7 separate regions of the Homo sapiens genome follow, and all the other regions are linked to region 5. The links are chromatin loops, found by intact Hi-C in ENCODE. Cell type or tissue: heart right ventricle. All regions are shown on one strand.

Region 1 (4,000 bases), 1.1 Mb after region 5:
TTGATATAGCAATAGCGTCAATTTTTTTTTTCTTTTACCTTTACAGGTGAGAAACCTTACCACTGTGACTGGGACGGCTGTGGATGGAAATTCGCCCGCTCAGATGAACTGACCAGGCACTACCGTAAACACACGGGGCACCGCCCGTTCCAGTGCCAAAAATGCGACCGAGCATTTTCCAGGTCGGACCACCTCGCCTTACACATGAAGAGGCATTTTTAAATCCCAGACAGTGGATATGACCCACACTGCCAGAAGAGAATTCAGTATTTTTTACTTTTCACACTGTCTTCCCGATGAGGGAAGGAGCCCAGCCAGAAAGCACTACAATCATGGTCAAGTTCCCAACTGAGTCATCTTGTGAGTGGATAATCAGGAAAAATGAGGAATCCAAAAGACAAAAATCAAAGAACAGATGGGGTCTGTGACTGGATCTTCTATCATTCCAATTCTAAATCCGACTTGAATATTCCTGGACTTACAAAATGCCAAGGGGGTGACTGGAAGTTGTGGATATCAGGGTATAAATTATATCCGTGAGTTGGGGGAGGGAAGACCAGAATTCCCTTGAATTGTGTATTGATGCAATATAAGCATAAAAGATCACCTTGTATTCTCTTTACCTTCTAAAAGCCATTATTATGATGTTAGAAGAAGAGGAAGAAATTCAGGTACAGAAAACATGTTTAAATAGCCTAAATGATGGTGCTTGGTGAGTCTTGGTTCTAAAGGTACCAAACAAGGAAGCCAAAGTTTTCAAACTGCTGCATACTTTGACAAGGAAAATCTATATTTGTCTTCCGATCAACATTTATGACCTAAGTCAGGTAATATACCTGGTTTACTTCTTTAGCATTTTTATGCAGACAGTCTGTTATGCACTGTGGTTTCAGATGTGCAATAATTTGTACAATGGTTTATTCCCAAGTATGCCTTAAGCAGAACAAATGTGTTTTTCTATATAGTTCCTTGCCTTAATAAATATGTAATATAAATTTAAGCAAACGTCTATTTTGTATATTTGTAAACTACAAAGTAAAATGAACATTTTGTGGAGTTTGTATTTTGCATACTCAAGGTGAGAATTAAGTTTTAAATAAACCTATAATATTTTATCTGAATAATGTTTTTTATTGTTTTGTTTTCCTCCTGGAAAAATATGAACAGTGTTTGGTTTAAACACACCGGGTTAATAAGGCATGTAAGAAGCACGCACAAAAAAGCCAACTTTATGTCAACAAATTAAAATACCTTTTTTTATTAAAAAAAAACTATTTAGTTTTACCATAAATACTATCAATATAGGGCTGAGAACTCTTGATTATTGTACGTTTAAAAATTACAAGATTAAAAACCCAGTTCAGGTTTGCTCTTTCCAAATGTACGTAAAGCTACGTGAAAGCAGTTTCCTTACCTATGATTTTCCCAGTAGAAACAGCTTAATCATCCTTAAATTTGCTCAGTTTAGTATGAAAATATTTATGAAATATATACATTTCAGTTTCATATTTGAAAAAAATCTTTATGGTTTGTCTTTTAAAGTAAATAAAAATAAAAAAGTTTTCTGTGGAGGCCTGTCCCAGCACCCCTCACATCTGAGTAACAAAAGAACCTTCCTACAGCAGACAACCCTAAGAACGTAGTTCCACAGTGCCCTCCTGAGGATTAAAGGGTTCATTTATGCTTGGTGTGTGTTAAAGATACATCACTTCTACTAGTTACAGCCTTAAAGAGGTCAGAACCAAAGTTTCTGGCAGATTGTTTTAAAGCTAAATCAGTTCCCCTGACTGAAGGTGGGAAAACAAACTGAAATAAAATAATTTAAAAATTATTCAAATTCATAAAACTAAGTGTAAAGTAAGATGGTGTTATGGTAAGTTTGTAGCGTTTATATTAGAAGTTTTAATATTAAAACTCAAAACTGCCCTGTTAGAATCTGAAGTTCTTGAGATGGGTGCCTGAAAGATTGAAATTCATTTGGGGCTATCGCAAAATGGAAAAAGCATTTGTGACACTTGTTGACACCTTATATACTTGTAATAGTGATGTGGGTGACTAAACATCATCAAGGGGACAGAGCTCACTGCTCACTGGCATTTTTTTTAGAGTGCTTATTAACTATTGATTGTATCTAGTGTCCAGAGGTGCGTTTGTACCATGGGTACATGTAATAAATGAAATAAAAAATGGATGTTTATAAGAGGCTTATGGTAGATCAGCACAAGGTATTTTCTTTGGCTTTTGAGAGTCCACCATGACTGGAAAGCATAGCATGTGTCTCTGCTTAAAAGAAAACAGGTGCATCAATAGGATGGAATTTTATGTGGCCAAGAACATATTCAAAGCATATTTAATGACATGGAAAAATGCTCATAGTAATGTTAAGTGGAAAAAGCAGGATATAAGACTATCAACAGTACCAATTCAACTGTGTACATTTAAGTGTATGTGTGCTTTGAAGGAGAGAGAGAGAAACAAAAGGAAATTAAGAGAAAACCCTAGAAGGAACTGCCAAAATATTCATACTGGTTTTCTCAGTTTTAATTTTCTTTTCTTTTTTTTTGAGATGGATTCTTGCTTGTCACCAAGGCTGGAGTGCAGTGGTGTGATCTCGGCTCACTGCAATCTCCACTTCACAGGTTCAAACGATTCTCCTGCCTCAGCCTCCTGAGTAGCTGGGATTACAGGCGCCCACCACCACACCCGACGAATTTTTGTATATTCAGTAGAGACAGGGTCTCACCATGTTGGCCAGGCTGGTTTCGAACTGCTGACCTCAAGTGATCCGTCCACCTAGGCCTCCCAAAGTGCTGGGATTACAGGCATAAGCCACCGTGCCCAGCCTAAATTTTCTTTTTTGAAGTTTTCAAATATTCTAAAACAGCTATAGTAAGTTTGAAAAACTTTTTCATAAGAATGAAGATATAAAGAACAATTAAAATTATTTAAACAAAAAGCCCTCATTAGAACACATTATTCTGTAAATTATGTTTAGATTTCTTTAAGTTTAAATTTCTTAAATTTCTGTTAAATTGTGGTTGGTTGCTTTTGTAATCCACCTCTGTTATACAGAATCTTTTGGCACACGGTGTATGAAAATGACTGAAAAATGCCATCTTTATATTTGCTAAGTGCATATTATCTCGAATAGAAGAAACATGCATAAACTATCAAGAATTTTAAATTTATTTAAAATTTTCTGATGTCATAGATTAACATTCCTCTACGTTAACTTTTTCTTTATTCTTAATTTTTATTTAATTCTTTTTCTTCAGCTTTTAAGTTCAGGGTACATGTGCAGGATGTGAAGGTTTGTTACATAGGCAAACATGTGCCATGGTGGTTTGTTGCACCTAGATATTAAACCCAGCATCCATTAGCTATTCTAACTGATGCTCCCTCTCCCCAACCCCTATTTTTTTAATTTTTAATTTAATTTTAAAAAATTTTATAGAGGCAGGGTCTCACTATGTCGCCCAGGTTTGGTCTCGAACTCCTGAGCTCAAGCAATCCTCCTGCCTCGGCCTCCCAAAGTGCTGGGATTACAGGCATGAGCCATAGCACCCAGCCTACATTAACTTTTTCTAGCCTGAAAAAGAAAGCTTCAATATCTAAAATGAATGAGGAAGATTTCCCAAAACTGTGACCAAACAAAATACTATTCGACATACGCCAATAGCTAAATTATTTACTCTGGGACCTATCAGCTGTGGGCTCCTAGGTGTGCTGTCATTATGGTGTTACAGAGCCGTTTATACACTATACAATAAAGAGTACCTAATAATTGTGATGCCTGCTTATTATATTTTCCTTATGACACTTAATTTTACTGTTTCTTATTTTAACTTGTGTGCCTACACACACAAAGGATTAACAATGATGTTTCCTACACACATCAACAGACTTTCAGTCCACCTATTTTCCAGCAAAATGTCTCTTCTGATAAAATTCTTTCTGCCTGAAAACGTATTTGACTCTTGCTATCCTGTTTCAGTTTGTA
Region 2 (4,000 bases), 1.1 Mb after region 5:
CCGTCTCTACTAAAAATACAAAAATTAGCTGGGCCTGGTGGCGCATGCCTATAGTCCCAGCTACTCAGGAGGCTGAAGCAGGAGAATCACTTGAATCCAGGAGGCGGAGGTTGCAGTGAGCAGAGATCATGCCACTGCACTCCAGCCTGGCAACAAAGCCAGACTCCGTCTCAAAAAAACAAAACAAAACAAACCAACAAACAAAAAAACCTCTCCAGGCCAGATATGTCTCAATTCAGAATGTTTTGGATTTTAGAAAGGCAGCAAGTACATGTATATAAATTACACAACACCCAACTGGAGTCTAGGGCAGCCCGCAAATATCAAACACATTAGTGTTTTTCACAGCAAAAGTATTACTATTCACACTGAGTGGGATACTCATGTTATTATAAATTAGGTTTCACCACCAAATAAGTTACAAAAGTGTTTCCACTTTTTCAGAGCTTTCAGAAACTTGGAATTGCAGACATTATGGATTTGGACCTGCCCTCAGAAGGTTACTATGAGGACTAAATACATTCAAAGTACATGCAAGTACTTTTTAGTAGAGGCTATGGTCCATTGGAGGTACAGAAGGCACTTAATAAGAGGTCACACTCTTCTCTTCTTCCTTCCGTTTCCAAATCCTACACTTTTCTCAGGCCCCTTCCACACTGTCTTCTTTATTTATTTATTTTCTTTGAGACAGCGTGTCACTCTGTTGCCCAGGCTGGAGTGCAGTGGCGTGATCATGGCTCACTGCAGCCTTGACCTCCTTGGGCTCAGGTGATCCTCCCACCTCAGCCTCCCCAGTAGCTGGGACTTCAGGTGTGCACCACCACACCCAGCTAATTTTTGTATTTTTAGTAGAGACGGAGTTTTGTCACGCTGGGCAGACTGGTCTCAAACTCCTGGCTTCAGGTGATCTGCCCACCTCGGCCTCCCAAAGTGCTGGGATTACAGGCATGAGCAACTGTGCCCCACCCAGACTGTTTTCTTTTTCTTTGACTTTTCCTGTTTATGACCCACCTCGTCAACGTGCTCTTCTCAAACCAAGACTTGCTTTCTTTTTTCCTTTGTTTTTTCTTTTGAGATGGAGTCTCACTTTGTCGCCCAGGCTGGAGTGCAGTGGCACGATCTTGGCTCCCAAGTTCAAGCTATTCTCTTGCTTCAGCCTCTGGAGCAGCTGGGATTACGGGCGTGCACCATCTCGCCTGGCTAGTTTTTGTATTTTTAATAGAGACGGGGTTCCACCGTGTTGACCAGGCTGGTCTCGAACTCCTAACCTCAAATGATCCCCCTGCCTCGGCCTCCCAAAGCGCTGAGATTACAGGCACGAGCAACCGCGACTGGCCAAGGCTTGCTTTCTTCATATCCTCCTAATCGTACTCTGTCCAGGGCATACGTAGTCATTTGGTTTCGTCTTGCAGCTTTGGAAATGCAGCTTGTACATTCCTTGGTGAGCTGGCTGTGCCATATCATTAGGGCTGTTTGAGGTAAGCTACTCCTCAAGCTGGATGCTTTCTTGCAAAAGCGTTGTCAAACACAATCCAGGGATAGTTTTCCTAGAAAGATGAGTATGACCCCCTTCCAGGGATAGTTTTTCTAGAAAGATGAGTATGACCCCCTCCCTACCAGAAAGCCCACCCCAAACAGCCTTCTCTTGCTAACAAGTGGCTGAGGGAGGGTGAACTAACAGGTGAGGAACCATCTGGGCCAATCTCTTACTCCTCTAGCAATCGGCCAACTCTAGGTCCCTCCAGGGTCCTCCAGTAGTGAAGCGTTGTCACACTGTTTTGGGGATGCCATTGGAAAGCACAGAAATATGGAGAGGGCAGAGGCGAGGCGTCCATTGTTGTTGCCTTTATGACGGTATTGCGCTATGGAATGAGAAAGTCCCTTCCCTGAGCTAAGCCATTATTATGTGGGTCCTATTCTGGCCACAGACACCACGTGAGTAGTCAGGCCTCAGCTGTTATTTCAGCCTCAGGGATGAAAACATCCGAACAGTGGAATCTTTTTTTGTTCCTGGCTCCAGTCTCGGAACCCACAGACTTTGGATTCACCGTAGTCTCCACCTATCCCCATATCAAGCGGATGGGCTTCCCGAGTCTCAGCTACCCGCTCTTTCCTTTGTCTCTGGCCTGCTCTGCGGGCACTTTCCCACAAGGCCTGGGACCCTGGAGAACCTAAGTCATCGCTCGAGGGAGAGTTTACTGGGTTCAGGGTGAGGCTGGTGGAAGGAACATCGTGGTGGTACGCCTGGGGTCTCCACGGGGAAGAGGACAAGGGGGACTTCCAGGAGCTTCAGCGGCAGCCAACGCTGCGAGCCTCATCTGCGTGCGCCCCTCGTGGCGCTCGCGGGAACTGCGGGCCGACGTCCCCTGTTTCTCTCGTTGATTTCGCCAGCTCTGATGAGGCCGGAGCGGGCCTCTTCAGAGGAATGTAGACTGTTTGCACCCGAAAACCAAAACCGTGTCCAAGGGGCGGGGCCGGCCTGCTGGCATCTAGAATGGGGCCTGGCAGAGTGGGCCCGGGAGGTGGCTCCAGGCCCAGGGCCAGCCACGCTGCTTTCCCACGTGCACAGGCGTTGGCTTCCTCTGAACCAGACTCTGGGGGGAGGGAAGAAGCCTCCGCCGGGAAGGAGAGCTGGGGGCTTTCCCTTCTGTGTGCAGCGACCTGCGCCAGGAGGCAGCGTCGCCAAAGAGTACAAGGAGAGCTTTCGCCTCTGAGATTCCAAGAACTAGCTGGGATGTTCTGAATCATTAGAATCCATTAGTTCTGACCCCTGACTTAAAACCCTCCCAAGGCTCCTAGGACCACCCACACTGGCCTGCCCAATGCTAGCCACTAGGTACCTGCATGTGGCCACTGAGCGCTTGAAATGTGCTCCTACCCACACCAGACTTTGAAGATTTAGTAGGAAACAAAAAAAGGTAAATGTCATTAATTTTTTTTTTTGTCTCTTGGCTTAATAAAACATAATAAAATCAGGCCGGGTGTGGTTACTCACGCTTGTAATCCCAGCACTTTGGGAGGCTGAGGCGGGTGGATCACCTGAGGTCAGGAGTTCGAGACCAGTCTGGCCAAAATGGTGAAACCCCGTCTCTATTAAAAAGGCAAAAATGTGCTGGGCGTGGTGGCGCACGCCTGTAATCCCAGCTACTCAGGAGGCTGAGGCAGGAGAATCACTTGAACCTGGGAGGCGGAGGTTGCAGTGAGCCCAGATCATGCCACTGTACTCCAGCCTGGGCAACAAAGCAAGACTCCGTCTCAAAAAATAATAATAATAATAATAATAATAATAAAATAAAAAATTAAACATATTAAAATTAATTTTACCAGTTTCTTTTTGTTTTTAAAATGTGCTGCTAGAAAATTTAAAATGATGCCCATGACTCACACTGTATTTGTTAGACAGAGCTATTCCAGACGTTCTCCAATGGGCCAGGCTTCATTCCTGCCTCAGGGCCTTTGCAGTTGTTTTTCTCTCTGCGCGCAATGCTTTTCTTTCAGCATGACTTTCTTTTTTCTTTCTTTCCTTTTTTGTGAGACATGGTCTCACTCTGTTGCCCAAGCTGGAAGTGCAGTGGTGCAATCATGGCTCACTGCAGCCTCGAATCCCCATGCTCAGGTGATCCTCCCACCTCAGCCTCCTGAGTAGCTGCGACTATGGGTACCTGCCACCACGCCCAGCTATTTTTTTGTATTTTTTTGTAGGGACAGGATATTGCCATGTTGCCCAGGCTGGTCTCAAACTCTTGAGCTCAAGTGAGCCACCTGCTTCGTTCTCCCAAAGTGTTAGGGTTGTAGGCATGAGCCACTGCACCCAACCAGCTTCCTTCTTTCGTATCATGCAGATCTCAACTCAAATTTCTCATACCTGGCTACTAACTAAACAGTCCCACTCCATCCCTGTTTTGTCATATTATCCAGTTTTATTGCCCTAATAGCACTTAACAGTCTCTTTATATTTCTTGTCTCTCCCCGTCCCCACCCAGCCCCACTTTCTTCGTCC
Region 3 (4,000 bases), 270 kb after region 5:
CTGGTTCCCTCTGGAGGCTTTGGAGGAGTTTGTTTCCTTGCCTTTTCCAGCTTCTACAAGTGACCTGCATTCCTTGGCTTGTGGCTCCTTTCTCCGTCTTCAAAGCCCATCATCCAGTTACCACTTCCATTTTCACATGGCCCTCTCTCTGACTCTGGTTTCTTCTGCTTCCTCTTGTGAGGACTCTTGTGATTATATCATGCCCACTCAAATAATCCAGAATAATCTCTCCTGCTCCAAATCCTTAATCATATGTGCAAAGACCCTTTCTCATACAGAGTAATGTTCACCAGTTCTGAGACTCAGGCATCTTTGAGAGCCATAATTCAGCCTGCCAGACAGCAGTGGAAGAAACTTTTCTATCCCAGCTCTACAATTTTATGATGAGGTTTTTGGAAGGATGACTGTAATTGTTTTAGCTTCAGAAACATTTATGAGGGCAGGTGAAATAGTAGACAGAAAACTGAGATTCGGGATACTGGGATAGGCCTGGATCTGCCACTGACTTGCTGTGGCATTTTTTCCTGCTTCTGCATTCTCATCTGTAAGGCCATGGAGCTGAAGACTCCCTTTAAACAGATATTCCATAATTATTTGAACTGAAGCATTGTAAGTGGCATAATATAAAAACAACAAAGGTATGTTCAAAACATTAATGGAGATGATGTATGTACGGTATCCTAGAGCCAGACACACTGTGAGCGTGTTTGAATAATAAAATCTTGGAGGAAAGCATCACCTCAAACTTAATGATAAATACTATTTATGAAGCACCCACTGTGTACAGGATGTTTTATATATATCATCTCACAAAGATCTCATAAATTACAGAATACTCTGTGTTATTCAAGCAGTTTAAGTAATGTGTTCAAGGCTTCACAGTTATAAGTAACAGAACTGTTGACTTATGCCATATCCATCTAGATCCAAGTTTAGGTTCTTTCACTTAGATCCTGCTGCCTGTGCACACACCATATAGAATTAAAGGCAGCAGTGGAGTTAGAACATTTACCAGACATTTTTAGAATAACTGGTAATATCATCTCCATCGGAGGTGGGCATTTTTGATGCAGTTAAATGGGCAGTTCTTTGTGAACCTGCCCACTGTGGTTTGAATGTGTCTCTCAGATTTTATGTGCTTAAAACCTAAACCCCAAATTCATATGTTGATGGTATTTGGAGGTATAGCCTTTGGTAAGTAACTAGGATTATATAAAAACATTATGGTGGAGCTTCCATGATGAGGCTGGTGGCTTTATAAAAAGAAGAAGAGAGACGTGAGTGGGTACACTCTTGCCCTCTCGCCATATGATGCCCTCCGCCATGTTATGACACAGCAAGAAGACAATTATCAGATGCCAGAGCCATGCTCTTGGACTTCCCAGTTTCTTCCAGAACAGTGAGCTAAATAAACTTCTTTTCTTTCTGAATTACCCAGTCTGTGGTTTTCTGTTATAGCAACAGAAAATGGACCAAGACATTGCCCAATAGGGTTGCAGAGCACTCCGTTTCTCTTTAAAGCAACTCTTTCTTCCCTATACTATACAGAGGAACAGAGAGAAATTTGTCTGTTCCCTTTGGCTCCTTTTACTGGTGCTCGTGGTCAGGATGTGCACGTGCTGAAGTTACGTGGCCAGCCATTTGCCAAGTTCTCTTGCCTTATGGAAACCAGATGGAAGCTGGAGTCAAAGTTCTCAGCCACAGAAGTGAGGCTGAGCTGCCTCTCTGGATTGATTGTCTGAATTTCAGGAGGCACAATCCCCTCTTCTCCTCCTCCCCCTGCCCCACTTCTTTTTCTAAAAACCAAGAGTCAATTTCAGAGATACAGTCTTTCCTTGTGCCTTGCCCAGACACTCTTTTTCAAAACTTTATTTTGTAGTTGCAACTTTGTTTGTAGCAAAAGCTCTGTTTGGTTGACATAAATTGGAACCAAGAGGAATAATATCCACAAAACAGTCAGTGCTAGCATATGCTTTGAATAGCCTAGATTGATAATGTGAGGTCTTGTATAACTTTACTAATCTCTACTAGCATTTTGGGAGAATTATACACAGTAAAACAATCACTCAAACAAACAAAAGCAAAAAACAAACAAAGCTGGGAGAGTGGGAAGGGAAATTTCAAATGTGTTGGTGACCAGTGAAAGTCAACAGATTGATTTGAAGCCTCATTCTGAAGTTTTCAGGGAATCAGCATTTCAAGTGAAGGAGAGATCTTAAAGTTCATCCAATAATTAATTTCATCTAGCTCGTCCCTATTTGCAAGAGCCCAAAAGAACCCATCCAATTGTGAAGTATGGTTGCCACAAAAGTCCTACTCACTACTGATGAATTTGTATACTAGTATGAAAGAGTAATGATAATTATAAAAGTAGAACAACCGGTGGAATGTGAGATCTGAAGGATTCAAATTTTCATGGCTAAATAGTTACACTCTAGTTACAGGCTCTGGGGGAATTTCAGTGCTGTGGTAGGAGCATAGGATATGAGTCAGAAACATGCTAGACTCTCCTACTTATTGGCTCTGTGGCCTTGAGGGCATATTTAACCTCTCTGAGTTTCTGTTTTGGCATCAGAAGTAAAGTTAGAATGAGTTTAAAATGTGCTGAGATTATGGTGTATGCTTACCAAATGGTAAGCATCCATGTTTTTTGTACCCATTCCATAAATTCTTGGCCTGTGTGTCTAACTCAACCCTTAAGGCAAGTATGCCACAGAGAAATATAGAGGGGAATTTATCTTTGGACCCACTCCCTATTTTTCACTTGTAGTCCTTACCCTTTTCCAGAAAGTCACGGTCTCCTTTGGAGGAGTCACGGGATAGTGGAAATAGGAGCCACGTATCTTGAGCTCAATCTTTGAGCTGTATATCCTTGAGACACTTCACTTAAAAGAGGACCAGGCCCATTAAAGAGGCTAAATAAATATTTGTTGAATAAATGAAAAAGGAATGGGTTGCACTTTCTTACGCCTTTCTACCTGGAAATTTTTTAATGCATTCTTCAAGCCCCCACTTGCATTACTTCTGTTGGCAATTTCCTTCAAAACATTGTACAGACCTGTTTTATAACGTGAGTCTCAGCCTATGCACCCCAGAGATGGGTTATGAGCTTCCCAATGGCAGCACTGTGACTTTGCATTCCCCAAGTGTAGCACAGTTTTTGGATATTGATTGCTAAAGAAACAAATTTACACTTTGGGAGGCTGAAGCGGGCAGATGGCTTGAGCCCAGGAGTCTGAGACCAATCTGGGCAACGTGATGAAACCCTGTCTCTACAAAAATACAAAAATTAGCCAGGCATGGTGGCATGTACCTGTATTCCCAGATACTCAGAGGCCAAGGTGGGAGGATTGCTTGATCCCAGGAGGTCAAGGCTGCGGTGAGCCTAGATCACGCCACTGCACTCCAGCCTAGGCAACAGAGCAAGACCCTGTCTCAAAAAAATAAAAAATACATAAATTCAAAGGTCAATGAAAACAAATTCTAAAGATGGCGTCCCAACTTGTTCCCCTCCCCACAGTTTACGGTATTTTGTGGTTCCCACACTCATATCCTTTACAGAGAATTGGCCACATCTTGCTTATTCCTGCCCACTGTACAGTCACAGTAATTTACTGCCAGTTCTTTGCTTATCTTGTCAGGAAGGTGACCCAGAATATTTTCTGAGTAGAAGCAGAAAGTCATTGCCAAGGTGTGTGTCAGAGTTCTGCAGTATCTAAGACAGATTGATCTATTAAGTAAACATAATTTTGGCTGATCGCTTTCAAGACATCAACCCCCTGAGAAATTTCATGTTGCTCAGTGAATTCAGAGCACGATACTCTCCAAACCGAACCCATCTTTCCTGTCCCAAAGATTATTTTCTCCTAATTTTCTTATTTCTTTTCATGGAAATGTTCTCTCAGTCAGCTAAAAAGCCTCTATCTTCTCTTTGTTTCTCAACACATTCAATCACTTCTCAGACCCTATTATTTGTATTCGTTAGCAGATCTGGATTTGC
Region 4 (4,000 bases), 280 kb after region 5:
CGGAAACACCTCCTTAGACCTTCTGTCACCATTAGCCTTTCTTCTCTAAGGGCTAAACAGAAACCAGAAACCAGGATTTTTTTTTTTTTTTTTTTTTAAGAACGAGTCTCTCTGGAGTGCAGTGCAGTGGCATGATCTCTGCTCACTGCAACCTCCGCCCCCTGGGTTCAAGCAATTCTCCTGCCTCAGCCTCCTGAGTAGCTGGGACTACAGGTGGATGCCACCATGCCTGGCTAAATTTTGTATTTTTAGTGGAGACGGGGTTTCACTATGTTGGCCAGGCTGGAACTCCTGACCTTGTGATCTGCACACCTCGGCCTCCCAAAGTGCTGGGAAGATTTTACCACTGTCAGTAACCAACTATCTGAGAGTGCCTTGCCTTTTGGCCTGATAAGAGACCACTGACCATGGAGTTGTGCTACAGATAATGCACAGTAAGGGTTTTCATATCCTCTGCCTCACCTTTTGACATCGGAAGGCAGAAAACTCCACCCTCGAATAATGCTAATGCTGCTGTATTTTATACATGGGACCTATGAATGGGGCATAAATCTCAATTGCACATGCGTGTGTTTCTCCTTTCATAAATATTCATGACTCCTCTTATAGTTTATTAAATAGGCATATTCAGCCACTCTGCTCAGCATAAATTCCTGTTCCCTTTGCCCTTATCTCCAAGTATCTGTTCTCGGCTTCTGATCAGAGGCTATGCTTCCCAGCCTACCAGAAGGGCTACCCTGCAGGCTGCTGCTCTTTATGAGAAATAAAACTCTTCTTTATGAATTGATGAACCACGTCATTCTTCAGTTGACACCGGCATCATGCTTGCTGGAATAAACGTTTAAAGTGTCTGGTTCATTCACTACTGTGGACAAAAAGTCTGCAATCCTTTTAGCATTTATAAATCAAAACTCATACACATGTTCAGAAGCGTAGAAGTGTTCAAAAGCAGAAAGATCTTTGCTGAGTTGGTCACATGGTCCTTACAAGGAGTGATACTGGCCCAAACATGGTTTCAAGCCTCACATTTATAAAGGGATCTTACTGGGTTCCTAATCACAAGCTATTTTCCTGACATTGTTTGTTTCCCTGAGGTCTTCCCCTTATACTAAAGAAAAGTAAAATACCTCCAACTCCTAGGGAAAGTGGAAGAAGTGCTACATTGAGGACAATGTCAGGAGACAATAGCTTACTGTGTACTGCAGATGTATTATATACATACACATTCCTGTTTGATCTTGCTGCCTTAGCAATTATGGGTAATACCTTCTTTCACCCTCAAATGTGTCCAAGTTCAATGATAAACTACTTGGTCCTCCTAAATATACAGTATGTTTCTCTCCTGGGTTCTGTGAACTGGCCCTTTTTTTCATCCTTAGGCAATCCCTGTCCTGCCGCCCACTTCTCCAAGCCACCTTGCACTGATGCAGCCATATCAATCTACTTGCAGGTGCATCTGCGTGCTATGCTTGCTCTCTCCTCTATGGTTGTACATTTGCTGACACCTCTACCTTTCCCACCTTTCTTTCTTTGCCTGGCTAACTCTTGCCCTTTCTCAAAGGCTTGGGTTCCAGGTCATCTGCTCCGGGAAAATTTTTGGATTCCACAAAGGAGAGCTGGGTCTTTCTCTGTTATGTTTCTACCAGGGCCAGGACAAAGGTGAGGTAAGTGAGGCATCTTGGGCACAAAATTTAAGGAAACCCTCATTCTCAGGGTGGTACAAGTGCCAACTCTGCAAGTCCCATGACACTGAGAGTACAGGTCTTCTTAAATTTTGCATCCTAGTCACCTAACTTACTTTACCCTATCCTGGCACTGGTTTCAACAACATCTCATATCCCTCTATCGTGATTACACTGTAGAATTTATTCGTTGATCTGTCTCCCTTATGGAAATGTAAACTTTTGTAGCTGAGGAACCACAGGTTATTCATTCCTACAACCTTAGTACCTAGCACTATGCCTGGCACACAGAAAGTGTTTATAAATGATGGTAAAATAGAAGAATAATGGGAAAAGTCAAATGGTATTGGAAACACATGGTATTAGAAACTTATTAAACTATCACGGACAAAATGGCATCTGCTGGAGAGCTAGGAGAGGATCTAGAAACAGAAAAAAATGGATAAAATATAAAGTTCACCATCTGAAATATTTCTAGTAAAAAACCACCTGACCACTAGGGAAGCCTGAAAAAGGTGGCCTGAGTACAAGATCTAAAACATCAGCAAAGATTTGGGTAGGGTGAACCCAGATTGTCCACCAAACCATTAAATCCATGTTTCCTCCAAATAGGGAATCTTCCCTGGGCCCTTTCCATCCTTCTCTATATCCATTTACATGATACGTTCATGCTGACAGTTCAGAAGGAATGGCATGGGCTGGATACTGGTGAACCTCTTTAATATGCCCATCATGATGCTAGGCTGCTCACAAAGATTATAATATTTAATCAGCACAACAGTGCAATGAAGCAAAAGCTCGTGTCCCAGTTCTATGGATGGGAAAAGCCAGAGATGCTGTGTCACTTGTCTGAAGCTACATAAGCTGGAAGATGGATGAAGAAAAACATCCCCAGTGTTTTTAAACAAACAGGGCAATTAAAACAAATGTAATTATCATCCCACAAAAATTCTTACAGACTAGAAATAAAAATATATTCATGAAGCACTTATATTTATTCATGCAAAAATCAGATCACCTACTCTGTGTTCTCCTGTTAGTGGAAAGCCCTAAAAGTTTGTGCAGGAAAACTGTTAGGATGGAGTTGGGGGAGTGAGAGGATAGATACTGAATAATTCATAGATAGCTTTAGAAGAGCAAACATACTCTCTTATAAAATGTTCTTCTGGGGCGAATGTGTGAAAATTGCAGTTACCACGTTTGCCTTAGTGCCAAAAGCCACAAGACCAAAGAACCTCAACAACAATGGCATCTCCTGAAATGTTCCCAGAGAGAAGCACCTCCTGCATGTTGTGCCTGTAAATAACATAAGGTAGGTCTTTGTATGTGGATTAAGGCAGATAATAAGACTATTGTACAGACACTTATCAGGATAGGTAGCTGGCAATTGTTTGGTGCACTTTTTGGGGGGTGGAGGAGACAAACTTTTTAGGATAAGAAGCTAAAATCTCAACTTTGTTTTTGCATTAGTAAACAGAGTCTTGGCCTTCACCTAACAGATTTACTGAGGTATGACTTCAGGCCTCATGGTTGGCCCTTTGATTTATGTGTTTCATGGACAAACTGCTATTGTGTAGGAGCCCTCTGAAAGCTTCAAAAAGGTAATTAAGGGTGAGACATTTCTCAGTTCATTTACAAAGTACTCACTCATTCCCAAAAGCCAGCGTCAGGAGGGCTCAAGTGATTTCAGTCAAACTTCTCCCAACCAAAGCCCCACTTTCTATGACAGAGTTACAAATGCTTTTAGCTCCATTTTGCCTACATTCTAGAGGACTTCTTGGCAGGGTCCATAAAGCGTGTTTTCATATTCTTTGGATTTCATCTTCGTAGCACGGCCTTATGGAAAAACATCACATTCCAAGTGCGACTGGGAAATTTCATTCACCGTAGTGGTTGCCAATAACATGTGGGGAGTTTATGGGCCCTCCAGCAAGCTGATCAGCTCCAAACAAAATGTGTTCACTGCAATTTCAGCTGATTCATTTCCATAAGATGCAAGACGATGCTATTTACTAGATATCTTAAGACCAATTTAAGTCTCTAAACTATGGTGGAATTAAATATACACTAGTTTTTAGCTCAATACTATATCATTAGAGTCTTAACAGGGAACAAAATGGTACACTCAAAAGGGGTTAGCTGAATATAATTTCATAAAGACAGGATCTACAGACACATAAGCAATGTTAAAAGAATCAACAAGGAATGGTTAGACATCCAGGAATCGTCAATAGCAGGAAGGTCTTATTGTCCCAGGCAGAAAAGCCAGAGATAGAACTTGAATGCTGGAGCCTTGGAACAAGCATGGCGTAATAGAC
Region 5 (4,000 bases):
CGTGAGATACCTTTGCAACATGCCTAGCTCATGTCTGGGGATGAGTTATTGTTAAATAAGTGCTTCAAAATCTCAATAATAATTTGTTCTGATTTTGGGTCTTGCAAGAAAAGAGATGTTTGAGTTCAGTCTTTAGCCATGAGTCCCCCAGACAGGGGAGAAAGATGGGGGAAGAGACTAGAGAGGGCATAGTTAAGGAAAGAGCATGTGTAAAGGCCCCGATGTCCTGCTGAGGGGGCCCTGGAAACTACCACAGCATTCTTTAGGTGATGGTATGATAGATACAGTGAGGGGTAAACAATAGACTTCCTCTGCCCTAGTGATAAAATAGAGACAATAGAAACCTCCCTTCCTGCAGTGAGAATCAGAGAAATTGTGACATCTAACACCCCATGCTTGTCATGCCTACCTTGGCCATGCCCTCTGACCTGCTGCGTTATGTCTTTTGATCCTGACCTCCACCTACTGTCTGATGCCAAGACTGTTGGCTTCTCTGCTTTGCTGAACTGGATTTCCTCCCAGACCATGTGTTTAGGGGAATTTGCTCCCCATTCTGAGCTTTAACCTATCTCAGTAGACATCTTGTCCCACTCCACTGGATAAAAATTGGTGGCTTTATAGCATCTAAAGCCTAGGAGAAATCAGATTTCTTAACAAGGATTCTTAATGTGCCATCTGTGGAGCACCTGGAATGAAATCACCTGGAAGTGTCTATTAAAAATTAAAAATCCTGGGCTCCATCCAAAGCACTGCAGTCAGGATCTTTGCTTGGGGCCCATTTGAAAGTAGCTTCCCAGGTGATTCTTACACATACCAGAGTAGGAGACTTGCTGCTGTTCTGACTAAAGCATTAAAATAAATTTTAAAGTCCTATCTTTTAGTTTCTGTAAGCTGACCCTTAGCTCTTTAAAAAGTGCAATTGGCAAAAGATGGAAAATTACACCCCCCACCAATGAATAGATTTGAGTCTGTGTGGGCTTCAAATTGCAAGACTCTTCTGAGATGCCCCTTATTAAGACACCCTCTCCCCAGGTAGAACCTGCATACAGCACTTCCCCAGGTAGAAAGCTCCTAGGAGGCTTCTCTCTTTGCAACTTCCTGACTTGCTTCCCGCCACCTCCCCTGGTCTTCCCGGGATGGAGACTGCACCAGGAGGTTTCCTGGTTGGAATCTCCACAAGGAGTTAGAATCCACCAACAGGTCTTCTTCTCCTAACAGCCTCTTTAAATTGAGGATTGGGCATGGTGGCTCACGCCTGTAATCCCAGCACTTTGGGTGGCCGAGGCAGGTGGATCACAAGTTCAGGAGTTCAAGACCAGTCTGGCCAATATAGTAAAACCCCATCTGTACTAAAAATACAAAAATTAGCCTGGCCTGGCGATGTGCGCCTATAGTCCTAGCTACTCGGGAGGCTGAGGCAGAAGAATCGCTTGAACCCGGGAGGTGGAGGTTGCAGTGAGCAGAGATCGCGCCACTACACTCCAGCCTGGGTGACAGAGCGAGACTCTGTCTAAAAAAAAAAAAAACACAAAATGATGACTGGGTTAGGGAGACACTAATGACCCATCTCAGGAATTCTCTGCTTTAGTGACCTTTCAGTTAATCCAGTGGACCTAGAACTCTTTTCAGTGGGATGTGAATTCTATCCATTCCGTTAGAAAGTCGAAGCCACACATTTGAAAGGTAGTTTTGTCATCTTCATGATCATAGGACTCAAAATCACAAAATTAGCTTCCATGTATTTAATCAGTGAATTATTTTTCATTGTCCATGTACCACGTGTGTCATGACCCGCATAACAAGGAATATGTGTGTGTGTGTTTGTTTATTTTCATGATCGTGGATGTTTGTGACAAATGTGCTAATTCACACATTAGTGATCTCATTGATATAAAAACTTTCTGGTAATGTAGAGGGCTGGGTTATTCTCCTCATCTTTCAAATGAGTAAACTGAAGCACAGGAAATTAAATGACATGTCCAGGGTCTGATGACTGGCACATTGCTGAGCTCACACACAGGGCCCACATACAGGTTGCTGATTCTCAGTTTGGGCCTGGTTCCACTTCCACCCTGGACTGTCTATCCAAATAAAATCAAAGACTTGTAGATACCCTAAGAGATGAAATCATGGGACATTCTGCAAGGAAAGAACATCCAAATAATAAAATGGCTTGGGGTTCTGGCACACAAGGAAATCTCTCAGCTACAGCTGGGCACAACTATGTCTTTATGACACTCCCCCGGAAGAGCCACAGCAACCACTAGATGGCAGTGTATGAACAGTAACAGGGAATAGGTTCCTGCCCTTGGTTTTTGAAGAATATTCTGGGATTACCATGGGGAAAGCCTTGGCAAGGACATCCCAATGGAATTAACCTTCAAAGAACAATGCATTTGGAGATCTGTTGTGACTTTGGGCTTCAGCCCGAGGCAAGATGGCCATGCTTTGGTACTTTAAGAGCTAGATCAGCAGTTCTGATTCACTTGGTTCAGGGTGGGGCCCACATATCCATGTTTTGTTAACATTTCCCAGGTGCTCCAGTGTGCTTCCAGCATTGATAGTCTGTGCTAGATAGAGTCCATCCACCCCTGGGTTGTAAGAACCGAATGCAAACAGCACAGTGTGACCTCCTAATGTTGTTCCAGGCATAGGATAGGCCACTGAGGCTGCAGAAATGAACGAGACATGAAGACATGGTCTCTATACTCAGGAAGCCACAGTCCCAACAGAGCTGAGATTTAAAATCCCAAATAGGGTCTAGGCATGTTGTGGAGTGTTTCTGCAGTCGAGTTCCTACTCTGCCTTGTATGGCCTTGAGTAAGTCACTCGTCTGCTTCATGACTCACTTTTGTTTAATGGGTTTTGATGGGATGCTTTCTTGGGACAATGAGGACAATAAAATTGGTGCCTTCAAAGATCTGTAGAGCAGATCCTTTGAAGGGCAGTATATTTTCTTAGTCAACTTCTGTGTACCCAGGAGCAATCTGGCTGTTCTGGGGAGAAATGGGTTACCTTGGCCTGGCATTAGCACAGCCCTCTAGACAGGACAGAGGGGGCCTTCAGCTTCTTTCAGGTCAGATGATTCTCATTTGCCAATGGTGGCATTTTAAAGCATTGCAAAGCAGATTTTTTGTTGATGATAAAGACTTTAAAAAACATCCGCAAATTCCATGTGCTGTGTTCTAGATACACATTCTAGAGCTGCAATGGGTGGAGACGGGACATTGTGTCTCCTAACCACAGAGAACACCCCATTCCTGCCCTCATCTCCCCATCTCTGTATGCCCAGCTTCAACACACTGCTGGAATTTTCCCTAAGCTAGGAAGATTTCTAGAAGGTTGCCTCATAACATCATGGTGGGTTGATGGGGCATCTTCAGGAATGGGGAGGAATTGACAGTGACGGTCTACGAGTCCTGATCTGCAGTTTTTGAACATGAAAAACTTGAAGAGCACAGACTAGATTTTACTCATCTCACTCATTATAATACCTGGCACAAGAGTAGATGTGAGTGAATGTTTGCTGAATTAAGGTTTCTGTAGCTTGATGTATTTATGACAAACTGACATTAAATATTCGATCTCAGTATCAGAAATAGCTTAGATGTTATTTGTATCTTTTAGACCCAGAAAATTATGAAATAGATAGTGTCTCCCTCTTTGCATTGGCTGCTAGCAAGCTCAGAGACAATTAGTCTCCTCTAGCAAATAACTAGTGGCCTATCTCTAGCAAATAACTAAGAAGGACCTTATGTTACACATATGTGGTTATATGATGCCTGATTTCAGTTTATTTTTCTCAAAATTGGTATTTATTGTACTGAACTATTATTTCAAGCTGCCTCAAGTTCTCTTTGGAGCAAAGAATGAGGAAACTCATTAAATCTGAAACAATGTCTGGGACAATTATTGATACATAATAGGAGTTCAATATATTTATTGAGTAAATGAATGAATGAAATTTTTATCTGAATCTTAAGATTGAATCTATCAACCA
Region 6 (4,000 bases), 1.1 Mb after region 5:
ACAGAGGCTTCTCTAGAGCAGAAAGTTCTTTTGATTGCAAAAGAGAAGACCATTGGAAATCTGCTTAGATAAACTTGCTTTGAGTCAAAAGTGAATCATTAATGTTTCAACTGCTAATCCACTTAGCGTCCTATTCACCCAGATGGCTGTTTTGAGCACTCACATCATGCTTTTTTAGAAAGATAAAAGTTTCCAGTCACCAGAGATTCAATTGAGCAAGGGTAAAAGACAATTGATGGTAGATGAAGAGATTGAAGTTTCTGAGATGAGTGAACAAACACTTATCTGGTCAATGTGAAAATGAATGAAACATTTGAAATGAACTGATATGAGTTGGTTGGGTTTTATCCCTATAATAAACTCTTTCCTTTGCCCTCCAAAAAGGATTAGGTCTTCTGCGAATGAGAGTTATAACCAACTCATCTCTGTCCTCAAGCCATATGGCCTTGACCTTTCTTAGTGACGGCCTAGTCACTTTAAACCATGGGTGGCTGTTGGAGATTTTTCTTGTTTGCAGCCAAGTCCTTCTGAAGGGTGACTTTGGCCCCATCAGCAGCTTCAGGAGCCATCTAAAAGCCAGGAGCAATGCATCCCTGCATTCCCTGAAGCCAAGGGGCTGCTCTGGCTGGCTTCCTTCCCTCTTCCCCGAACAGAACCAAGCTCCTATAGAAAATTCATAAATTCTTGGCAGGAAAGAAATCCTCCCATTGGAAGGAACAGATGTTGTACGAGTAACTTTTGCCATTATGCTATTCCTAATATCATAGTTTTAAAGTGTGGGGGGATGTTAACTTTTTTACAAATGTCAACATGTTCTGGGCAGTTTTTCCATCTCCATCTGTGGCATGCACATCACCAATCCTTCTGCTGCCCCTTTTTAAAATTTTCCAGGGAGTAGTTGGAAATTGGAAATATATTAAAAAGTGAAGGCGGAAAATTCAATTCAACAATATGCTAATGTATATCCTAATGGAGAAAGTAATATGCTGTTTCCCTCCCGTTGTAAATGTCAGAAATATTCTTTCTCGTCGCCTTAGAACTTGGAATGGTGTACAGACTTCTAACAAAGTAATTATGACCAATTAACAATCAGAGACTATTGCTGTTACCAGAATTCCCAGAGTGAGTAAAACCCCCCTTCTAAAGAAAGCCTCCATCCTGCTTCACATTCAAGGGGCTTCTAGGCCATTTGCACTTCGTTTACACCTCATTAAACTGCCCACATTATATGCCTGGGTCCCAGGTGACTGTGGGAAAAGATCAAGGTCAGTGGATGCCGCATCTACCCTCCGAGTAACCTTAAAAAGGGTGACTGCACCTCTACTGGTGCTAGCTGGGGTCCCCTCCCTGGGGACAGCGATGCCCGCTTGCGGCGGCTTCTGCGAGGGCCAGAGCGCCCGCTGGCTGTGGCCGGGCCCAGAACACGCCTGATCGCTTTTGGGTTCAAAGTCAGAATCGGGTGAGCGGTCTGGGTGGGATGGGGTGGAGTGGGGTGTGGAATCGCTGCGCAGAAGCAGAGGAAGGTGACAGCGGGGGCGGGGCGAGGAAGCAGCGGAGCCAGATTTAAGTGCGCCGCCGGATCGTCCCGCAGTTTCCGTTCTCAGGCCAGGTTTCCCCCCTTCCGCCAGGTCGTAGCCAAACCAGTCCCCAGATCCGTGTGGGGCCTAGTGTCGGAACCCGCACCCCAGAATAGCTCGTTCTTGAAGCTCCGTGCTCAAGTGGAGGTGCAAATGGGAGCGCTCGCGGGGTGGGGCGCGGCTCGGGGGGCACCCATATCCAGAGCCGATCCCATCCCGCGCCCTTACCCAGTCCCAGTGGGCCCCTGTGCGGCTTCCCCCGCATCCTCTCTGGGAGGCCAGTCCGCTCTCCCAGGCGCGGCTAGGGGCGCGAGGGACTCAGGAGAGCGTGGCCACCCCTCTGCGCCCGGAGCTAGAGGCGGGCGCAGCGCCCGCGCGGTCTGCAGTGCCCCCCACCGGACGGCCCGGCACAGGACGGCTCCGGACCTGGCTACCCGCTCCGCGCCGCCTTTGCTGGAGGGAGCCGGCGCCCCTCCTCTTCCTCCCTGTTGAAGCTACCAAAGTTGTGAAATTTACAATCAAGTCAAGGAGAATACGCTGGCGCTGTCACTGCCTGGCTTCCAGCTCCCGGGGACTGTGGACTTCTAGGCTTCCCTTTGGCTAACGTGAAAATAGACGGGACAAGGTCATGTAACCATTAAGTGGGAATGTGCAATAACGTGTCTGCTACATGACAAATACTCGCTAAAAGACGGACATCGTTATGATTACTCGCTGGCTAGGCTTTGGCTTCTCTGGAGTCTGCTCCTCTGTGGCAGATAGGGATGGTTTCTACCTTTCCTTTGAGGTAGAAAAGGAACCTGAGCACCCAGCTGGGGTCCAGTCTTGCAGTGCCACTAACTCCATCTATGGCTGTGGCCTCAGCTGTCTCCTTTTTGAACCTAAATATTCTCATTGCAAAATGGGAGTAATCATACTCCACCCACAGAGTTGCTACAAGATGAGAAATGAAGGACTCCTTATTCGGGGCAAACTCACTCCCACTGTCAGCTGGCGGGTCCCAGACCACCTGTATCTGTAGCACGTAGCAGGTGCAGTGCATAACATTTGACCCTACTCACAGGCGGCGCTCTTTTCTTTTTAATTTATTTTTGTAGAGAGAGGGTCTCCCTTTATTGCCCAGGTTGGTCTCAAATTCCTGGCCTCAACCAAGCCTCCCACTTCAGTTTCTGAAAGTGCTAGAATTACAGGAGTGAGCCACGACGCTCAGGGTCCTTTTTCCTGAAACACATAGTAGGTACTCAATGCAAGTCTCACCCACCCACAGCAGCTAGCCCATCTAGGGTGCCTTTTGCAGCCCTGTCTGTGACCAGGAAGCCTGGGCTGTGGGAGGTTTTAACTGTTGGGATTCTTCTTCCTTCTCTCCCCTTGACACCCCTTCCACAAATGCCTGGGATCCTTTCTGGAAATTGGTGATGTTAGAAATAATAACACACAGTCCTGAGACATAGTGCAATGGAATGCACAGTCAGAGGACCTGACTGTCAAGGGCAGCCCTGCTAGTTAGTTCCTGGCTATCTTTCTCCTGCAACCTCTCTGAACTCCAGTAACCTTATCTTTCTTTCTTTTCTTTTCTTTCTTTTCTTTTTTTTTTTTTTTTTTTTTTTGATACAGAGTCTCACTCTGTCACCCAGGCTGGAGGGCAGTGGCATGATCCTGGCTCACTGCAACCTCCGCCTCCTAGGTTCAAGTGACTCTCCTGCCTCAGCCTTCTGATAGCTGGGACTACAGGCACCCACCACCATGCCTGGCTAATTTTTGTATTTTTAGTTGAGACGAGGTTTCGCCGTGTTGGCCAGGCTGGTCTCAAACTCCTGACCTCAGGTGATCCGCCTGCTTCAGCCTGCCAAAGTGCTGGGATTACAGGCGTGAGCCACTGCGCCCAGCCCAGTAAACTTATCTTTCTTTTTCTTTTCTTTTTTTTTTTTTTTTTTTGGAGACAGAGTCTCACTCTGTCGCTCAGGCTGGAGTGCAGTGGTGTGATCTTGGCTCACTGCAACCTCCCACTCCCGGGTTCAAGCGACTCTTGTGCCTCAGCCTCCTGAGTACCTAGGATTACAGGCGCCCACCACTATGCTCAGCTAATGTTTTTGAATTTCTGGTAGAGACGGGGTTTCACCATGTTGGCCAGGCTGGTCTTGAACTCCTGACCTCAGGTGATCCGCCTGCCTTGGCCTCCCCAAAGTGCTGGGATTACAGGCGTGAGCCACTGCTCCCGGCCGTAATACAATATTTTATGCCAGCAATCCAAATTTTGGGACTGTGTGATAAGGCACCAGCAACTTTGAGGTCCCATACTGGTAACTTCTCAAGATCTCTAATATGATGAACTTTAAGTGAGAAAAAAAAAATACAGAAAACCAGTGTTCAATATTTACATGGCCTCACCAGTCACAGTGCACTTCTGTGTACATTATATCCAT
Region 7 (4,000 bases), 290 kb after region 5:
AAATCAGCTTGGGATTGGAGGAGACTCTCTGGGAGATAATCTGGCCCAGAGCTGCAATACTGAGGACAATTTCATCAGCATTGACAGTGCATCTGAGGAGAGGCTGGTCACAGCAAACAAACCATCACCCAGGACAACAGGAGTGAAGGCAGAGAGCAAGTCTGCACAGTAAGATTAGCTTGTACAAAAACACTGCTCAACCAACTCAGCTCTGCTCACTGCACTCATCAGAATATGAATGCCACAGCCCATGTTGGAGTCAGTTGCAAAACTCATCTGCAGTTAGACATCCTAAGACTCAACCCATACCACTGACTGATATGGAAACTGAGGCCCAGCAAGGGAAACTAATGAACATCCCATCAAACACCAAGGGAGGGGCTGAACCAGGATGGAAACTTAGCTCTGGCCAAACCATCATTCTAGACAGTTATTCCTAGAGTTAAAAAAAAGAAGAAATTTCACAGAATTCCCAGGTTTGCAGAAAAGCCACTGATTGAGCTGCTGTGTTTGTGTCCATGCAAGCAACTGCAGCCACCTCTACAATTCAGTTTAGTGACTTTATTTATTTATTTATTTAGGCAACCTGGCCATTCAACATCTGCCTCTTGGAGGGCCCTGTGGAAAACTGTGTGGCCATAATGTGAGCCACTCCCAAGAGAAAGGTTCTTAGTCAGCAAAGGTGGTCACGCTAGTTGGAAGAGTCAAAAGGAATTAAACTCCTGTCCCATGATCTTTAGATCTAACAGAGGCACTGGTTCCCTCTTTCAAAGCTTTTTGTAGGAAGGCCTGTCATTTGTGAGGCTCTCTGGCTTCAGGCTTCTGCCTATCTTCTGCGAGGCACTGAATCCCAAAAGAAGTGGAAAGTGGTTGGTCGGGGACAGTGGTGTGCTGGTAGACCCGCTCTCTGGGGGATGGTAAAGGAAAGCCTTGGTTTCCTGCATTTGCCCGATATCTGTGGTGCAAATACTTTCCCCATGGTGGCTTTCAAGCTACCAAGGATTCACAACCGGCTCACAGAATTCCTGAAAATTTAACAATCCACTCTCATGCGCCTGCTGCAGCCATTTCCAGCCCACCTCTGTAGCTCTCTAAACAGCAGGGCCTCATGGATGAGACTAGAGAGGGGAGATGTAGCTGGCTCTGTTTAATTCTGTGAGGTCAAACCACACCTGGGAGGGTGTGTCTGGTTTCAAAGCCTACATTGTAAGAGGAACATAGGCACACTGAAAATTGTTTGATTTGGGCAAGAAGCAATTTCGTCTGAAAAGCCCACCGGGAGACCTATTGCTGGAATGAGAATCCAGGGGAAGAAAAACACAGGGTATCCTGGCCATTGTTTCCAAATCTCTGTGGGGCTGTAAGGTACTTTTCCTGAGGCGTGGAATCTGAACAAATGGGTTGGGGAGGCGTCTAGAACCGGGATGCTGATTTCAGCTCAACCTAGGACTTTTCCGATAAAGCCACCCAGAGAAAGGCAGAGCTGCCTGGCACCATGAGGAATGCCATCACTAAAAGAATAGCATAAAGAACATAGGGCACCCACTAGGTGGGGCTGTGACCGTGGGGACTCCAGGGGCCCCTTCTAGTTCCTGGGGTCTGATCCTGCAATGGACTCTTCTTCCTTTTCCTAGGTAGCCAGTTTTATCTTCTCACTTTCCACTCCCCTTTTCTCTTTCTCCTCTTTCCTGGGCTCTTTTTCTTAGCTGCCTTTAGCCTCTTTACTGGGTTGATCTTCCTTCTGGGACATTGACCTCTAGAGCTTCCTGCACAGAGCGGACTCAGCCCCTTCTCTTTCTCAGGACCCACTTACACCCCCGGGGGAGAGAGCAGGGGCCCTCCTTGTCTTATTTTTCCTTGCTTTCTCTTCTCTCTTCCAACATTCTCAGCTCCACATTTGTGATTGAAGAAGGGCAAATAAACAAATTGAAACTGAAACTGAGCATTGGCCATAAAGTGAGGACATCTGGGAGGCTTGTAAGGAAATTTACATGCTTGCCTGGTTTCAGGTTGCATATTTTGTGTTGCCTGGTAACAAGCCCAGCGTTCCCTTTCATGCTTTATTCTCCTCCTATCCCCTGTTTATAGTGTAATTACCACTGTGACATCATAATCCCTCATTGAACAGCTGTCAGGGGGGCCCAACTGCTGAGTAAACAGGGCTTTATAATCTCTCCTCCCATGGGCTGGTTTACTAAATAGATCAATATTTGGTTTGTAGGCACAGAGATTAGGAGGTGGAAATGTCTTTTGAAAAAGCCCAATCTCTTCCCAGGGCCCTGAGTGCACCTGAGAATGCTGAAAAGAAAAGCCAAGTTCACGGACAAAAAAAGAATCACCCAAGCTGCTTTCACCTGCCTGCGATTTCCCAGGAAGCCAGTTTGTCTTTAAGAAGTGAGACCCATTTGAGAATGAGTAATGTCTTAGGCTCTTTAGTCTAATGCTTAGAGAATTCCACTTTCTTCTTTCGCTCGGCCTCCCCCTGAGCTCCCCTTTCTCTGTCCCCAACTCCATTTTATTTAATCTTTCTAAATGGATATTGTAGCCTCAGGGACTAAAAGAATGACACATGGATAAACAGGAACTAAGCTCCTAAGCTTTTCCCCTACCTGCCATCTTCCTCACCACGCATGAGGATTAGAAGCATCACAAAGAAAGCAGTCTCGGAAGTTTGTCAAATAGAGATTTCTGGGTGATGGTTTGGGAAAGGATGATTTAGATCGTGCCTCTCCTGGGTCGGGAAAGTGACTGAAACACATAACAGCAGAGAACTTGAAGTGCTGGTTTGAGCTTCAGGAGATGTGAGTTCTAGCCCCAGTGCTGCCTGTGATTTTCTCTGTGACCTGGGACAAGTCCCTTGTGGATACGACAGGATATGCGGGCTACAGGGATCTCTGAGGCTTCTCCCAGGTAGGCAAAGTGGAGTGTCAGACTAAGCTGGGCTCAAAAGTTTGTCCTGACACTAGTTAACAGCAAAGTCTTCAAATCACAGGCAACTCTTAAGAGTTGCACTTGCTTCGCTGTAAAAAACGGGAGAATTAATGAATCACTGTGAAGACTAAATGAGATAATGGATGGGGCACACCTCACTGGGTGTGTGATACTTGGTAGGTGTCTTTTTAAAGCATAATTCCTATAAAAACCAAAACTATGGTTTAAAAAAAGGCTTGGAGGTAAAAATTAGAAGGAAAGGAAAGTAAAAGAATAATAACAATCAACACCAGTGTAAGCCATTCACAAGACACAAAGTCCCTTTCACGTATATGATCTTAGGTAATCTGGGCAACAACCTTGAAGAAGAGAAAAGCACCACATTTATTGATCTCTTTGAGTGGGCCATTCACTGTCCTAGTTTTTCACAATCATCTTGGTGGGTAATTTTCCTATTTTGAAGGCCAGGGTCCAAGATTACCCAACTGGTGAGTGTTGGAGCCAGCTCGGGTGATTTTGGTTTGAAACCTCTAAATCCCATGACACAGAAGTGGCAGGATCAATGTGGAAAGCAAGGCAGCAAAATGATGAGGTACTAAAAACTAATGACCTAGATGAAGGAAAGAAATATTTACACAACATCATATGCTTCTTTCACAGTTGTCATGCAACATCATAGTACTTTGCTGATTCAGTCATTTCACAGAGTAATTAGCGTCTGTCTCTGAAAAATAAAATACTGCAATTGGCTGCCGTCTCTAGGACTTTGTGACTTCCTTTGGACAGGTGGTTGCAAAAAGCCTACACCTTTAAAAGTGCCCCCTGAAAGTTAATGAATCACTGTGAAGACTAAATGAGATAATGGATGTGACACAACTCTCTGGGTACCCAGAATGGAGGAGATGGTAGGCCATGGCAGATGGTAGGGGAGAAGCTGGCTTCAGACAATCTACAGAAACCCAGTTTCCTGATTTTTCTGTGCAAGGAATAGCACAGGCATCTGATAATTCCACTATTCTCTCTGGCTGGTGGCCTTCTCTTTGAAAGACTGCATGGTTTCAGTTCAGTT

The links. Peaks named below come from ENCODE experiments on the same cell type or tissue, not always from the same donor. Only the 100,000 strongest peaks of a DNase experiment are listed, where the experiment ranks them.
Region 1: it touches region 5 in a loop (19-fold over the local background); 65 of 110 quality-filtered maps call a loop at or near these places.
Region 2: a loop joins it to region 5, with 2.4 times the contacts of the local background. A loop is called at or near these places in 21 of 110 quality-filtered maps.
Region 3: a loop joins it to region 5, with 2.6 times the contacts of the local background. A loop is called at or near these places in 10 of 110 quality-filtered maps.
Region 4: a loop joins it to region 5, with 2.4 times the contacts of the local background. A loop is called at or near these places in 27 of 110 quality-filtered maps.
Region 6: a loop joins it to region 5, with 11 times the contacts of the local background. A loop is called at or near these places in 75 of 110 quality-filtered maps.
Region 7: it touches region 5 in a loop (2.2-fold over the local background); 27 of 110 quality-filtered maps call a loop at or near these places.

What each region holds. Positions count from the first base shown.
Region 1 is chr9:107,481,973-107,485,972 of GRCh38, reverse strand. KLF4 (KLF transcription factor 4) reads left to right here. Exons shown (of 5, transcript NM_004235.6): 5 at 47-1,121. The coding sequence ends at 222. Among named protein-coding and RNA genes, the nearest start is that of KLF4, 5.8 kb to the left of the region's middle. In heart right ventricle, a CTCF peak has its summit at 1,657; no DNase peak of the experiment used is centred here; H3K4me3 peaks cover 1,957 bases; H3K27ac peaks cover 2,353 bases.
Region 2 is chr9:107,423,780-107,427,779 of GRCh38, reverse strand. LINC01509 (long intergenic non-protein coding RNA 1509) reads left to right here. Exons shown (of 8, transcript NR_121581.1): 7 at 445-499. Among named protein-coding and RNA genes, the nearest start is that of LINC01509, 41 kb to the left of the region's middle. In heart right ventricle, CTCF peaks have their summits at 2,151 and 2,357; a DNase peak (open chromatin) is centred at 2,479; H3K4me3 peaks cover 844 bases; H3K27ac peaks cover 1,112 bases.
Region 3 is chr9:108,294,794-108,298,793 of GRCh38, reverse strand. All of the region lies in intron 4 of LOC105376214 (a long non-coding RNA gene), which reads left to right. Among named protein-coding and RNA genes, the nearest start is that of ACTL7B, 560 kb to the left of the region's middle. In heart right ventricle, no CTCF peak of the experiment used is centred here; a DNase peak (open chromatin) is centred at 1,633.
Region 4 is chr9:108,283,444-108,287,443 of GRCh38, reverse strand. The region is part of intron 4 of LOC105376214 (a long non-coding RNA gene); the gene reads left to right. Among named protein-coding and RNA genes, the nearest start is that of ACTL7B, 570 kb to the left of the region's middle. RefSeq lists an enhancer at 3,669-4,000. In heart right ventricle, no CTCF peak of the experiment used is centred here; no DNase peak of the experiment used is centred here.
Region 5 is chr9:108,564,222-108,568,221 of GRCh38, reverse strand. No RefSeq gene overlaps it. Among named protein-coding and RNA genes, the nearest start is that of ACTL7B, 290 kb to the left of the region's middle. RefSeq lists an enhancer at 2,176-2,295. In heart right ventricle, a CTCF peak has its summit at 2,260 (motif pointing right); a DNase peak (open chromatin) is centred at 2,251.
Region 6 is chr9:107,463,733-107,467,732 of GRCh38, reverse strand. LINC01509 (long intergenic non-protein coding RNA 1509) reads left to right here and starts at 1,148. Exons shown (of 8, transcript NR_121581.1): 1 at 1,148-1,265. RefSeq lists an enhancer at 880-1,379 and a silencer at 1,882-2,061. In heart right ventricle, CTCF peaks have their summits at 1,777 and 1,987 (motif pointing left); DNase peaks (open chromatin) are centred at 1,532 and 1,982; H3K4me3 peaks cover 1,344 bases; H3K27ac peaks cover 485 bases.
Region 7 is chr9:108,270,274-108,274,273 of GRCh38, reverse strand. The region is part of intron 4 of LOC105376214 (a long non-coding RNA gene); the gene reads left to right. It overlaps LOC105376212 (a long non-coding RNA gene), which reads left to right. Exons shown (of 3, transcript XR_930235.3): 1 at 1-2,910. Among named protein-coding and RNA genes, the nearest start is that of ACTL7B, 580 kb to the left of the region's middle. In heart right ventricle, CTCF peaks have their summits at 1,352 and 1,555 (motif pointing right); a DNase peak (open chromatin) is centred at 1,543; H3K27ac peaks cover 629 bases.